Linked DNA regions of Mus musculus: region 1 is linked to region 2. The links are chromatin contacts, found by Hi-C or POLR2A ChIA-PET in ENCODE. All regions are on one chromosome and are shown on one strand. The core of a region is the stretch at or near the end of the contact, and the rest is flanking DNA. Distances in the headings are between cores, read along the strand shown. Region 1 holds the start of Plgrkt (plasminogen receptor, C-terminal lysine transmembrane protein). Region 2 holds the start of Ak3 (adenylate kinase 3).

The links. Hi-C counts contacts between places; a loop is a spot of excess contacts on that map. ChIA-PET counts read pairs that join two places held with the same protein, here RNA polymerase II (POLR2A).
Region 1: a loop to region 2 is called in a map of CH12F3, with 2.6 times the contacts of the local background. The contact joins the promoter of Plgrkt here to the promoter of Ak3 in region 2. A Hi-C loop is called at or near these places in 2 of 37 maps with a recorded cell type or tissue (CH12F3 and T-helper 1 cell). POLR2A ChIA-PET finds 5 or more read pairs at or near these places in 2 of 5 experiments (Patski and embryonic stem cell).

Annotation. Positions count from the first base shown.
Region 1 is chr19:29,357,497-29,363,951 of GRCm38, forward strand. It overlaps Plgrkt (plasminogen receptor, C-terminal lysine transmembrane protein), which reads right to left and starts at 4,375. Exons shown (of 6, transcript NM_026362.2): 1 at 4,301-4,375; 2 at 3,321-3,431; 3 at 821-907. The coding sequence starts at 901. It also overlaps a transcript of Cd274 not described here.
Region 2 is chr19:29,044,523-29,050,959 of GRCm38, forward strand. Ak3 (adenylate kinase 3) reads right to left here and starts at 3,439. Exons shown (of 5, transcript NM_021299.2): 1 at 3,157-3,439. The coding sequence starts at 3,307. It overlaps 1700018L02Rik (RIKEN cDNA 1700018L02 gene), which reads left to right and starts at 2,961. Exons shown (of 1, transcript NR_028360.1): 1 at 2,961-4,207.

The DNA of each region.
Region 1 (6,455 bases), core at 3,125-5,624, 310 kb after region 2:
ATAATTCAGCAATCTGTTCGACTTTTTTTTTTCTAAACATCTACTGTACAATCCAAGGTCAAGTACCACAGTCTATAACAGTTTCCTAGTGCAGCTTTAACAAGTTATGATCAATGGTTAAAGGGCCAAAACGGGCTGGCGAGGCTCTGTCTCTCTGTTTCTTTGGCTTTTCCAGCTTATTAAGGTTGCCTGCATTTTTTGGCCCATGGCCCTGGTTCTCTCCATCTTCAAAGCCAGTAGAGTGCTTCTCAGGTTATGACTATGTTTAAGACTTTTATGGGTAACAGTATAACATCTAATTCTCTCTCTCTCTCTCTCTCTCTCTCTCTCTCTCTCTCTCTTTCTCTCTCTCTCTCTCTCTCTCTCTCTCTCTCACACACACACACACACACACACACACACACACACACACACACACGTTCTTATAAAGGTCCTGGAAGTTACAATGGATCCATGTTGATAATCCATGATAACACTTCTTTAGATGAACACATTGTAAATTCCCTTTCCATGTAAGGCATCATATTCCTAATATACTCACAGGTTTTAGGAGTTCAGAATGCCTCGAGGAAGAGCCATATTCTGTTCATAATATACTCTAAGCAATTACCTAGTGGTATAGAAATTTTGGCTCAAGTATCTGGATTGGAGACATGGGCTGTTCACCAGTTATTTGGTCATCCACTTCACCTTGTCTTTGAGGATGGAGCCCAGGAGCGTCTTAATTAGGAGTCAAAGGGAGTCGAAGAGACTGTGCCTCTAGAGCACCATTCTAGAAACTTAACAGGATTAGGAACATGGCATCTTAACTAGCACATACCTGAAGCCGAGCATGCGTAACCATGAACTCCTGTTGGTTTTTCATGTTTTCGTTCATAGATTTCGAGAATATAAACCCCATCTTGACCTAAAGTGGAAAATGCAAGGCATATTTAAATAACAGACTCTGTGCATCCTTATACAGGCTCTGGACTCCTATCAACTGGGATGAGAGAGAGAGAGAGAGAGAGAGAGAGATGACCTAGGGAACAGTGTAAATTCTATGTAGCTGTCTACCCTCAGGCATACTTCTTACCCAGCCTGAGCATCCTTCTCTCAGCCAAGAACAGCTGACTGAAATGATTTCCCATCTCTCCCTGCTCTGTGAACACACAGTGCCACGTTACCTCGGTTTTCCCTTCTATAAGTCTAATGTGATTCACCTTCATACCAGCTGTTCTGACAGACAGGAAGACCATGCATCTGAGGATGTGAGTTCAGAACTGTCGTCTGTCCCTCTTGACCTTGTGTCTTAAGATGTAAGTGTCTTAGGGTCAATTCTTCAGTATTTCTCCTGACGTCTCATGCTCCCCTCCTTCTCTGACACAGGTCTCATCCTCTTGCAGCTGATTTCCCCCTAGCCAGTTTTCTCCAGCCTCGCCTTCATTCTCTCCACGTTACCGAGGCTCTCAAAAGGGCAGGGTGAGGATGCTCACACGCCTTTGCAAATGGATCCCCAGGAATGGGAAGTTTGTGTGAGTGTATATATTCATTCATGTGCGTGAGTGCAGGTGGGTGTGTGCCACAGCGCTCCTCCAGGTCAGAGGGTAACCCTGGGTATTGTTCTGCACGTTCCACCTTGTTTGAGACAGTCTTTCCGGAATGTTCCTCTTAGCTGTGTACCCCAGGCTAGCTGGTCGGGAGCGTCCAGGGATCCTCCTGTGTCTGCCTCTCATCTCACCACTGCAATTACAGATGTGTGCCTCTGTGCCCAGGTCGTCATTGATGTGCAAGCTTTCAGCACAGGTCTTCATGATTGCATGGCAAGTGCTTTACCCACCAAGCCATCTCCTCAGCCCAGAAATGGAGTTTTAAAATGACCACATGGTAGAGTTTCTCCATTATTTCCAATGGAAGTTATAGCACAATAAGCTCATTGCAAGTTGGAAATACCATTGAGAGAAAACTGCATTTATTACACCGAATATACACCGAACATTGTGGTTTATCTTAGCCGATGTTACTGTTCTCAGAAACACTTAGGTTAGCCTGAAGAAGTACAGACCTTTTTTTTTATAATAATATGCTCAATATAGTTCATTGAATTTTACAGTAAAATTAAAAAATAGAATGGCTGTTTTGTTTTACTAGCCTGGGACATGAATTCAAATTTTGATTTTCTTTCCCCTTATGATCTATATCGCCTTTTTTACCATCATTTCCTTAAAAACTGACTTGAGCCACCCTCTACATCAGGCATGGCCTTGTTATTTAGGTATAACAGCTACCCCAGAGGGCTATAAACTATGGGTAAGAACTCCTAACTTTGTTCTAAATATAACTGAGTATGTTCAGAGAAACACTTTGGTTAGTTATTGGTTTTTCAGAAGACCATAAGGCCCGGGGGGGGGGGGCGGGGGGGCGTGTCACAACATCTCCACTCTCTTCAGTGCTGTCTTAGGCTGTTAAATACCTTTCCACCACAGCAGCCCGTCTCAATGCTTCACAGCCAGGATTTATGTATAATCTGAGGAAATCCCGGACAACAGTTATTTCCACAGCTTTCCTCATAAGGAAATCCCTGGGTTTAGAGTAACCTAGCAGATGAGCATGGAGAACAGGGGTAGTTCGAATCAGTTGGGATGGTTACCCTGTTAGTCGGGCTCCAGGGGAGTATGAACTGACAGCCTGGTTTCAATGATTTCCGTGTATTCTGACAAAGACGAAGATCGCACCCTGGAATTAAGCAGCCCTTGAGCCAATCAGCTGCGAGGCTGAGCAGAGGCTGAACTACTTCCCAGGAAGGAAGAGAGAGCCTTCCACAGCCCTGGGACATCATGATTCCTCCTGACTCTCACTGTCCCACTTAGCACCCTACCAGCAGCGGCAGAGGGCACTCATCGTGGAGGGGTCTCTAGCCGTTTGCTCTCTTATCTAAGTATTGGCAGCTCACATGAGTCATTTCCAGCTGAGCCTGCAGGAGAAGTGTTATCATCCATCATGATAGTCTCTGTGGCTTCTATTTCACACAAATAATTGCACAAAATAAGGAATGCTTGACAGAAGATCAACCTTGTCAGGCTGCTCAACATCCTTTAGTTTTCTTTTGCATGTCGGAGCAGACGGTTGAATTTTTACATCTGCTGCAAGCATCTTCAAACATCTTCAAAGAAACCGACTGTTTTCTAGTACACACACACACACACACACACTCTCCCCTCAGTCCCTTGGCCTAAGGGGGTTAGCTCTCCATCCCTTGAAGTGGTCGGACAATCTTTCAGTCAATCGTCTAGAGAAGAGAAGAGAAACACTTTGAAAAGCTAGCTAGGATTTAGGCTTACCTCCTTCTGGGCCTTGCTCTCTTGGACTTGGACTTTGGATGTGTCGGGGGAAATCTCAGGTACACGGTTAAATATAGAAGGCAAACAGGAGTGTCCCTCTGGAGATCTCACCTGCCAATGAGCATGCCACACCCTGTAACTTCACCCTTGAACAGTGTTTCCAACCTCTTCTGACCATACCTAACAAAGCCATGTTGCACTCTTTCCTTAGGATGTCCCAAATACCTCCAAATGTCTCTCTCCCAGAGACACGATATTATCAGCGATAAGTAAGCGTGGCCCCAAACTGACTTATTACAGGCAACACAGACAACCACCATGTCCTATAGGATGGAGGATACAGATGTGAGTCCAGGCTGCTCCTGGATTTTTGTTTGTTTGTTTGTTTTGGGTTGAGGATGGGGAGGCAGGCGTGTCTCCTGTTCCAAGAGGCCATGATTCAAATTACTCTGGAAAGGCGTGTTGGGAAGGGTGTCCTGATTGTACAGATCCCAGACAGACTTTCCCTGGTCATCCTTGGAACCTGGATTCCATTTAGAAGGAAAGAAATTCTACACGATTTCTGTCATCCAGATTTCTTCCCTGATTTAGTACCAGAATTTTTGGCTAGTCACAACATCACTATCATTCTCAATAACTCTTCCAAACCAAGTCCCCTAGCAGGAAGCACATAACCTCTGGGGGTGTTTTGTTTTGTTTCCACTCTCGCTCTGTTGAGCCAGTTTAGCGTCATATAGGTATTTCCCTAAAGGAATTCCATTTTCCTGTCCATTGCACTCTGCAGTCTTGTCCCAACTTGGTGACAATGGTACAGAGAGATCACACTCACAGAACTGGGTTGGCAATACCTGTCAGCCTCGGAGGCATCAGCAAGAACCCAGAGCCCTGGCCTTCCCTGCCCAGCCAGAGCTGCAGCTGTGCGGGACCGTGCGACGGAGCCGACCCCTCCCTCCCAGGTGTCTGTGACCCGAAACACTCACGCGACACGGTGCGGGGACGGTGACCGCAGCAGAGGCCTCTAGCCAGAGCTCCAGAGCGATCAGCGCAGGGACAGTACCTTGCTTCGGCAGAGCCCCAGGATTGGTTGGCTATGACAGTGGATCACGAGCTTCAACCAATCAGCGTGGCCTTTGGCTCCCTTAAGCGCTCGGGTGCCCGCGGAGGCCTGGGGTGTTCTTCCGGTGCAGGCGCCTGGAGCCGGGAGGTGGGCGGGGCGGGACAGAACCGCAAATTCCAACCTGCATGGTCTTGTAAGGTGCGTGATTTTGAGGGAAGGCCCAAGGAAGCAGCGTGGAAATGTTTCAAGTCCTCGGAGTCCGGTGCCTCAAAAACAAAACAAAAACAACAACAAAACCCATCACCAAATCTCGCTTAAAGGTAACCAGGGAACAAAAGCAGACAGTGACCAGAATTTCCGTATTTCCCTATGCGTTTTCCATATTTCGTACTCCTACCAGAATTGTCTGTCTATAGTACAACTCCGAACTTCACTAGGAAACACTGGACCCATTAGCACTTACTATGTAACCGGTTGGGGAAATAGTATGTGAATCACAACCTTTAGGAAGGGCTCTGCATTAGCATGTGTTGGCTCCACACCTTAGAGAAGGCAATCTAGCCTCTTCCAGGCATATCTAGCCTCGCAGGCTTGTATAGATGTTTTTAGTTCCAGTGTTCCTTATTCTGACTTTTAGATCCCTCATTCCAAACATTACTTGGATGGGAAAATTGCAACAGAATCTTTATTTAGTTCTATTTGTGGGAGGAGATGGGTGTTGCTAGGAGTAAATGCTTTTGGAGAGAAACAAGTAGCCCATCCCTAAGGTAGGAAGTAGTGTCTATACGTGCAGACTAAACTTGTCTCCGTTCTGTTCCCAGCTCTGTAACCTGTACGAGGAACAGAGGTCGTTGTACCTTCAGATAAACACTGTGGGAACCAAGAATGTTAAACACACAGGGTTGTAGCTTCAAAGAGAAAGATTTAGAATGTGTTTTCCGCCCAGAAGACTGGGAGCAGAAGTGGTTAACATTTGCACTGTGTGTGCGAGACCTCACCAGATCCTTCCCTCATCATGAGCTGTTTTTCTCAGTCAATCTATAGAACCTATCTTTATGGATAATGTCACATGCAGTCACCCTAGAGACCCCATCTTAATCTATGTTCTACCTTTTCAAAGACTTACATATTCTAGATAGTTCGTATAAATGAAACGGACTTCTTTTGTTTTTGTTATTTTTTTTTTGTTGTTGTTGTTGATGCTGTTGTTGTTTGAGACAGGGTTTCTCTGTGTAGCCCTGGCTGTCCTGGAACTCACTCTGTAGACCAGGCTGGCCTCGAACTCAGAAATTTGCCTGCCTCTGTCTCCCAAGTGCTGGGATTAAAGGCGTGCACCACCATGCCGAGCTGACTTCTTTTACTTTAACACTAGTGTGTGTGTGTGTGTGTGTGTGTGTGTGTGTGTGTGTGTATCTAAGCTATAGTAGGGGCTGGTGAGATGGCTCAGTGGGTAAACATGCTTACCACCCTGAGACCCAGTTCTATTTCTGGGCTCCACATAGTGGAAGGGAAGAACCCATTATTGTTAGCTGTCTTCTGACATCCCTAACTGTTCCACGTATGAGTGTGCACTTGCGCACACAGAGAGTAAATACATGTTAAATGGAAAGAAAAATTAAACAGGTAAACTATAGCATGGATTATGGCTCCATTTCTTGTTGGGACTAAATAGTAGTCCAGTGTATGACTATAAGGCATTTTGTGTGTCCATTGAGACCGATGGACATTTGCATGATTCTATTTAGTCTAGTATGAAGAACATTGCTAGTTTTGTGAGCATGTTGTCAGTTGTCTTGGGTAGTAGGGGTAGAATGGCTGGGGCATACAGTAGTAAGTCAAGGCCTTAAAATCCACACACTGTGATTGATGGCAGTGGATGAGGACGCTCACCTGACAGTCCACCTGTGTGGCCGCTGTGTAGCAGACACTGGGGCATCGTTCCGGGTTTCACTCCCACTTGTATCCTTTCCTGAACACGTAAGCTTCCACAAGTTACTTGAGCGAGATGTCTCCAATTACACAGCCCTGAAGTGGAGGTGACTCCAGGAAGCACAACTCATAATACAAGTTAGGTAACC
Region 2 (6,437 bases), core at 2,189-4,688:
TTTCACATCTTGCATTTTAAACCCAAGTAGGAAACAGTGACGTGATTACTGCTGGAAGGAATGGATGCTATCACCATGGCCACCGAACACATGCTAAACGGTATGGTCAGGGTTATAAAGAACACTTACGAAATGATGGGTAGTTTCCAGAAATTCCACCCCTGGAATTTACTCAAAGGAAAATAAGCGAAGTTGCTGCCAGCTCTTTGGATTCACAGAACTGTTTATTATAGCAAAGAACAGTTAAGAACATAAATCCCCAGCTAATAGGGATCCAAGGTACGGTGCTTGATTCGCATGCACAGAGCTTGAGATTCCGTTTCTGGCACTGGAAAAAAATGGATTAGTCGATATCGGGCAAAATATAAATGTCTTGTTCAGTCTTGGTGAAATTAAATCTGAGATGATATATAAGCATGCTCACAACTCATGAGGATACAAAGCACTAACAGAAAGGGGAAAGAGAACACCAAAGGGTTAATCCACGATCTCCAGGTGAGGCCAGTCTATGCAGGATGTCAGTTCTCCTGTATTCTTCCCTCTATCCCTCCTCCCTTCTCTCCTTCATTCGTTCGTTACTTTGTTCCTTTCTTCCTTCCTTACGATTTAGTATCAGAAAACATGAAGCACTTTTTCAGAATTTGTTTTCGGGTTTGTTTTGGTTTGCTTACGATTACATCTCATTTGCTTGATTCTGTGGGAAATATCTAATCCATTCACAAATATTTATTGAGGATATATTCTCAATATATAGAGAGAATATAGGCTATATTCTCAATATAAATTTGCAAAAGTCCTACACAGGACCGGCCAGACATCACTTAGTAAAGACTACTCTACCTGATAAACCATTAACATCTGTGGGAACAATCTCACGATGCCTCCCAAGCTTTGTGTTCTGCCCTTACTAAGGGATTGTTGTTATTTCTTTGAAGAACAAGTGACCCCGACATCCCAGGACCTGCAGGATTTCAAGTATCAACTAGCTGAGTGAGCATCCCAAGGGACCTGGCTGGGGCTTCCCTCTGAGATCTGTAACTTTTCCCAGCTGAACAAAGACCTAGCTGCCTGTGTGGACCTTGAACTCTGAACTGCAAAGACTTCTCTCACGAACTTTATTTAGTTCTCCTAGCAGAGCCAGAGCATCCGCAATTCCAACCCTGATGAAACTGAGTCAGGAGGATTACTCCAAATTCAAGACTAGCCAGAGCAACTGTCTGAGACCCTGTTAAAACAAAACAAAACAAAAAACCTACTTCCAATAATGAATCTTCAAAGTTTGTATTAAGAAAGTATTTGTCTTTCTGTGTCATAAAAATGAACTGAGCATTAAAACTGCCGAGTGGGTGGCTGAACAACTTTGTGTGTTCAGCTCCTTGGTCTCTGTAGTCTCTGTCCATGTTTCAGAGATGCAGTCCTGGGCACCCTGAGGCTTAACAGGGGTTAACGTGTAGCAAGAAACATTGTTTCTTCATTTTTCAGAAATGTATTTAAATACCCTTTCATTTACTCTTTTCAAATGTTCTGTGTTTTCCTACCCATGAGCATTCTTTGCCACCCACAGTCAGGCCAGCTCTGAGTCGGTATGCAGGTCACCCCTAAAGACTTCTACTGTACTTTGGATAGCAGCAAAGTCTTCAGGACTTGGGACTGTTTGCAGTAACTCGCATTGCAATCTGTTGCACTAAGAACATTTAGCAAGAGTCAAATAACCTTTCGATAAACTTTAATTAACTGCAGCCTTTATTATTTCTTAAGGTCGACATTAGAAGAAAACGAAAACATGCTTGAGGGGTGCAGAGGATCGAGCCAAAGAAACTGAAAACTGTGGGTTTTCACACACCCCCACCCCCACGCACACACTTGAATATCAGTGTCTTTTAAACAAACAAAAAACACCCTTTCCTAGAAACTAGCTATACACCCGCCAGGAGGGAGTGGAGAGGTAAATAAATCGCGGTAGATTCAGCAGACACAGGGTAAGCAGTGCAGTGCGGAACCGGACAACGTCTCCATATGGGATGGCAGGCTGAATGCAGTGTGCGAAAACACTGATGTGGAGTAAGTAGATGGTAACTTGATACACTGAGGTTGTAAGAAGGAGCTTTACACAAAGACATTTCCAGAAGGAGATAGACTGTTTCTCTCCGAGGTTCTGGGCTGAGGTAGGGACTAAGAGAAAACTTTGCTTTTTACTTTATACATTTCTGTCTTCCCTCCTCTCCCTGGCCTTTACTTTCTTTTTTTTAAAACCTTGAACAGGTATTATTTCTGTGTAAATAAGCTTCAAATGAATTTTCAAAATAGGCACTAGTTTGAAATTGAAGGTCAACACTATTGTGGAGAAACACATCTAGTGCAAGCTTTTAAAAAATAGTTTACAGCTGTTAGTTGGCTGGCGCCTGGAATCCCAGCACTCACTAGGGAGGCTGAGACAGGAGGATGTCAAACTTAAGTTAAAGTTATCCTTGAATACATCGAATGACACTGTCCCAAAAAATAAATTTAAAAATGCTTTTCTTAAAATAGAACTTACCACAAACCCACCCTTTGTAAAGTGTTGGCTAGATTTTTTGTGCTGAGTTAGAAGACTTTGGAAGGAGAAACACAGCAATCGTTTATGTAACTGTTACAAGGACAACTTTAGTGACTAAGAAATGTCTGGGGGCATCAAAATCTAAGCCAACTTTGTGACTGCAATGAAAATAAGTAATACTTGACCTTGCAGAGAGAAAGGTCAGAATTACAAGATCCCACGGAGCTTACCATGGGCGGGAGGGGGGGGTGTAGGGAAAAAAAAAAAAAAGAAGCTAGCCCTGGCAGAGCCAAAGCCTGCCTTCTGCATACAAGGACACGTGGAGAGACAGGCACAGCTCCCCCCGGCTGGACCCCCACCGCAGCTGCCAGCTGTGTCGAATGAGCTTCTAAAAACAAAGCCAAGGGCTTTCCTTCAGTCTTTGAACTTCCTAGTCCTTTCCTTCCCCCTCCCCCATCTACCCGAAGCTGCCCACGGAGGCCAGAGGATTCGGGGCGCAACGGCTCTTTCCCCAGGCGAGGTCGGGGAGCGCTGCACCCGCGTCGCAGGACCCTCGACCCCGGCCCGCAAAGCCCCGCCGGGACGATCGCACGCCGCCAGCCCTCGGTCTCAGCTCCCACCTGTGCCCTGCAGCATGTTCTGGCGGAGCAGGTCCCCGCTGGAGAGGTGCTTCAGCTCGAAGTGTTTGGTGATGCGTGACGACACGGTGCCCTTGCCGGAGCCCGGGGCCCCCATGATCACGGCGCGCAGCAGCCGCCCCGACGCCCCCATGGTGGCTGGCGGTGGTCCGAGCTGCGCAGACGCTGGTCTGTGGCCTGGCCTGCGCGCTCACAGGCTCCGCGGCCCTGGAGGGCTGGCAGCTGCAAGCGGGCGGTGGCCAGGACGCCCGGCTCTCCCGGAAGTGAGCGACGGCCACCGGGGCCGCCCCGCCGGCTGCTGCACCGCCCCTCCGCGCCCCTGCACCCCACTCCCTTGAGCTCCACCCGGCGCCTCTTGGCATCCCCAGACCCTCGTGCCCTGTGCTGCCTGGTCCCAGCCTGCAGGCTGCGCCCGTCTGCATTCTCCCCAGTGGACAACCTCTGAGCACCCCGTTCTACTTCTAGTCTCCCGCTGGCACCTCTGAGTGCCTGGATTTCATTTTTTTCCCCCCTCTGTGTTCACCTTTTTCACCCTTAGTCTTTTCTAAGAGCCAAGTTCTGTCCTGCTCAGACCCAACAGGAAGCAGCATGCCCCCGTGTTGTGTCCCCTCGGCCCCTCTGGTTCACCAGGTGTTCCCCACCTTTTCACACCAATCCTCCCTTGACCTTCTTCCCTCTGCCTTTTCACCCCATTTCCTTCTCCTCCAGGGGTGACCTGGAACCCTCCTCACAGAAGCTTTCATCAAGTGAAGTATGTGTCTCATCTCCCTGAATCCACTTTCAGAACCAAAAGTAGCTGTCACCGTTAACTTCCGCAGAGGTCAAACATACTAGCTCCTTCAGAAATGCATTCATTTCAGGAAGAGCTACCCAGTGCCTACTGTGTGCCACTGTACTTAGAGGCCTCCGAGAATGCTATGCTGAACAAACCCGAGTTTCTACTGCTGTCCGTTTGTTTTCTTGCTTGTTTGTCCAGGGGTGGAAGTAAGGCTTTTTGAAACAGTACTGTGAATAAAAACAATAACAAACCAGCAGGCAGCAGTGATAGACGTCTTTAAACCCCGCACCCAGGTAGAGGCAGGCAGATCTCAGGATTCCTGGCCAGCCTGATCTACAGAGCGAGTTCCAGGACAGCATGGGCTACACAGAGAAACCCTGTCTTGAAAAACCAAACAACAACTAACCAGAAGGTGTGGGAGGGAGCAGTGATGCCCTGGCGTGGGCTCTGAAAACTGAAGTACAGAGAGGGAGAGTGAGGTACGAACGGATGCAGAAGAGAAGCGATTGAGTCTTATTTTATCTGTAAAATGGACGCAGGAGATTGGTGTGGAGTAGAACGGTGTGTGGATTGCCTGTACAAGACCAACTACAAAGTGCTCCGTAAACGTTGCCCACTGTCCGCCTGATACGGTTTCCTTGTGCCGGGCACCGGGAAAACAGAAAAGTGTCTCTAAAGGAAACACCATGTGTGCCCCCTCAAAGGCTGCCAAATGACTGGTTCAGAACTACTTGCTGTTTCCAAGTAATTATTTCGGGGGTGATGGAGAGGGTAGCAAGGTAGGTTTGCTTGCTCAGAGAGAAGACGTGGTCTCCGTGGCAAGGTGAGGCAGACATCCCTGTACTTAAAAAAGCAAATGAGTGGCTCTCCCGTTGTTATTGCTGCACAAGAAGGAGTTAGTAAATAAGTAAATTACACAGTCCGTGCCTGTGTGTGGAATTAGGAGGAGAGCATGAGGGTACCCCGAGGTAAAGGAAGGAAGGGAGGGAGGAAGGCAAGAATGGAAAGGTCTGGGCAAGAGCAGGTTACGCAACACTAGAATCAGAAAACCTGGTGGTGGAGAAAAGCATTTCCAATCTCCGCAGTTGGGAACATTTGTGGTTTCAGCCTTGAAAATTTCGATTATGGGGGTGGGGTGTTCAAACAATTTTGGAGCAGCTAAGAATCCCGCTCCCAACACTACAACAAGCAAACACACAAACCCGAACAGAGAGATCCATTGCTTGTTCTCTTGGAGTTAGCGTTCGTTCTACTGGGGAGAGAAGACAGAAGCAAACATGAGTATGTAAGACTGAGGTGCTTAGAGACTTAGGGTGGGAGGCAGCAGGGTGTGTGGTCACTTTAACAGGCCCACGGGAGCTCAAAGCTGTTGATTGTAGAGGAGTAAGAGGCTGCCAAACTGGGACGTCTCTTGGCAACTGGGCCCAGGGCAGTCATTTCGACACACACAGGTATTTATTTGTGTGAGGTTTTGTTTTCCTGTTTAAGTTACACTATTGATAATAGTGGAACACAAAGTTAATTTGAATTTTAATCTCGCAAGGGTGCCTGAACTACCCATGGCCAAATGTTTATACAGGTCCATTTGTATTGAAGAAAGCTCAGAGGAGTGCCCTGTGTGTAGTAGGCAGTCAGTAAATGCCTGTTGAGGAGACACTAAGGAGTACTGTTTTGTCACATTAAACTCCAGAATATTTTAAGTCCTTAGAATGGACAGAGTGGATCAGGGATTATAGGTATGTGGCATAGGTTAAACTGTCTCCCTAAAAATGTGGGGGTGTGGCTGGCACTAGGTCTCAGTGTGTGACCTTATTTAGAGCTGTTCCAGGAATAGTTAGGGAGATCATGTTGGGGTGATCAGTCATCGTCTTTACCAGATGTGATATGAAGACACCAATAGTGTGTGGTAACAGGCCAGAGACTGGAGCTAAAAGGCTGCAAGCCAAGGAATGCCAAAGAGCAGTGACAACACCAGATGCCTAGAGAAAGACAAGGCACTGTTCTCTCTTAGAGACCTGATGAGAACTCCCGACCCTGCTCATTCCTTGCATTTGGCTCAAAGTTTCCCAAACTATAAGAGAAACCATCCCTTCCCTTTAAGCTCGACATTCCAGGCTGTTTGTTATGGCAAGGCCTGGGAAATGAATATACTGTTCCAGAAATCTGTGTGTGTGCGCATTGTCTCAGCATGAGCTAGGGAGTGAGAAGGAAGGCTACCTGGAGTCAGTGTCTGGGAAGCCCTGACTAGCACTGGCGTTGGGAAAAGACAAAAGAACCCGGAAGAGGAGGGCGTGTCTGGTACCTATTGCAGTAGAAGTGGCCCAAGCCTTTGTTGGCTTAGTACACACAGCGTGATTTAGCTTCTCACACTGGTTCCCCATGACTTACTCACTGGGCTGGATGGTTAGAACAGACTGGAAAAGTGGGTGTTTGTCCAACTGCTCTTCAGTCTCCTGATCTGCAGATCTATGGCGCCTGGGTTCCT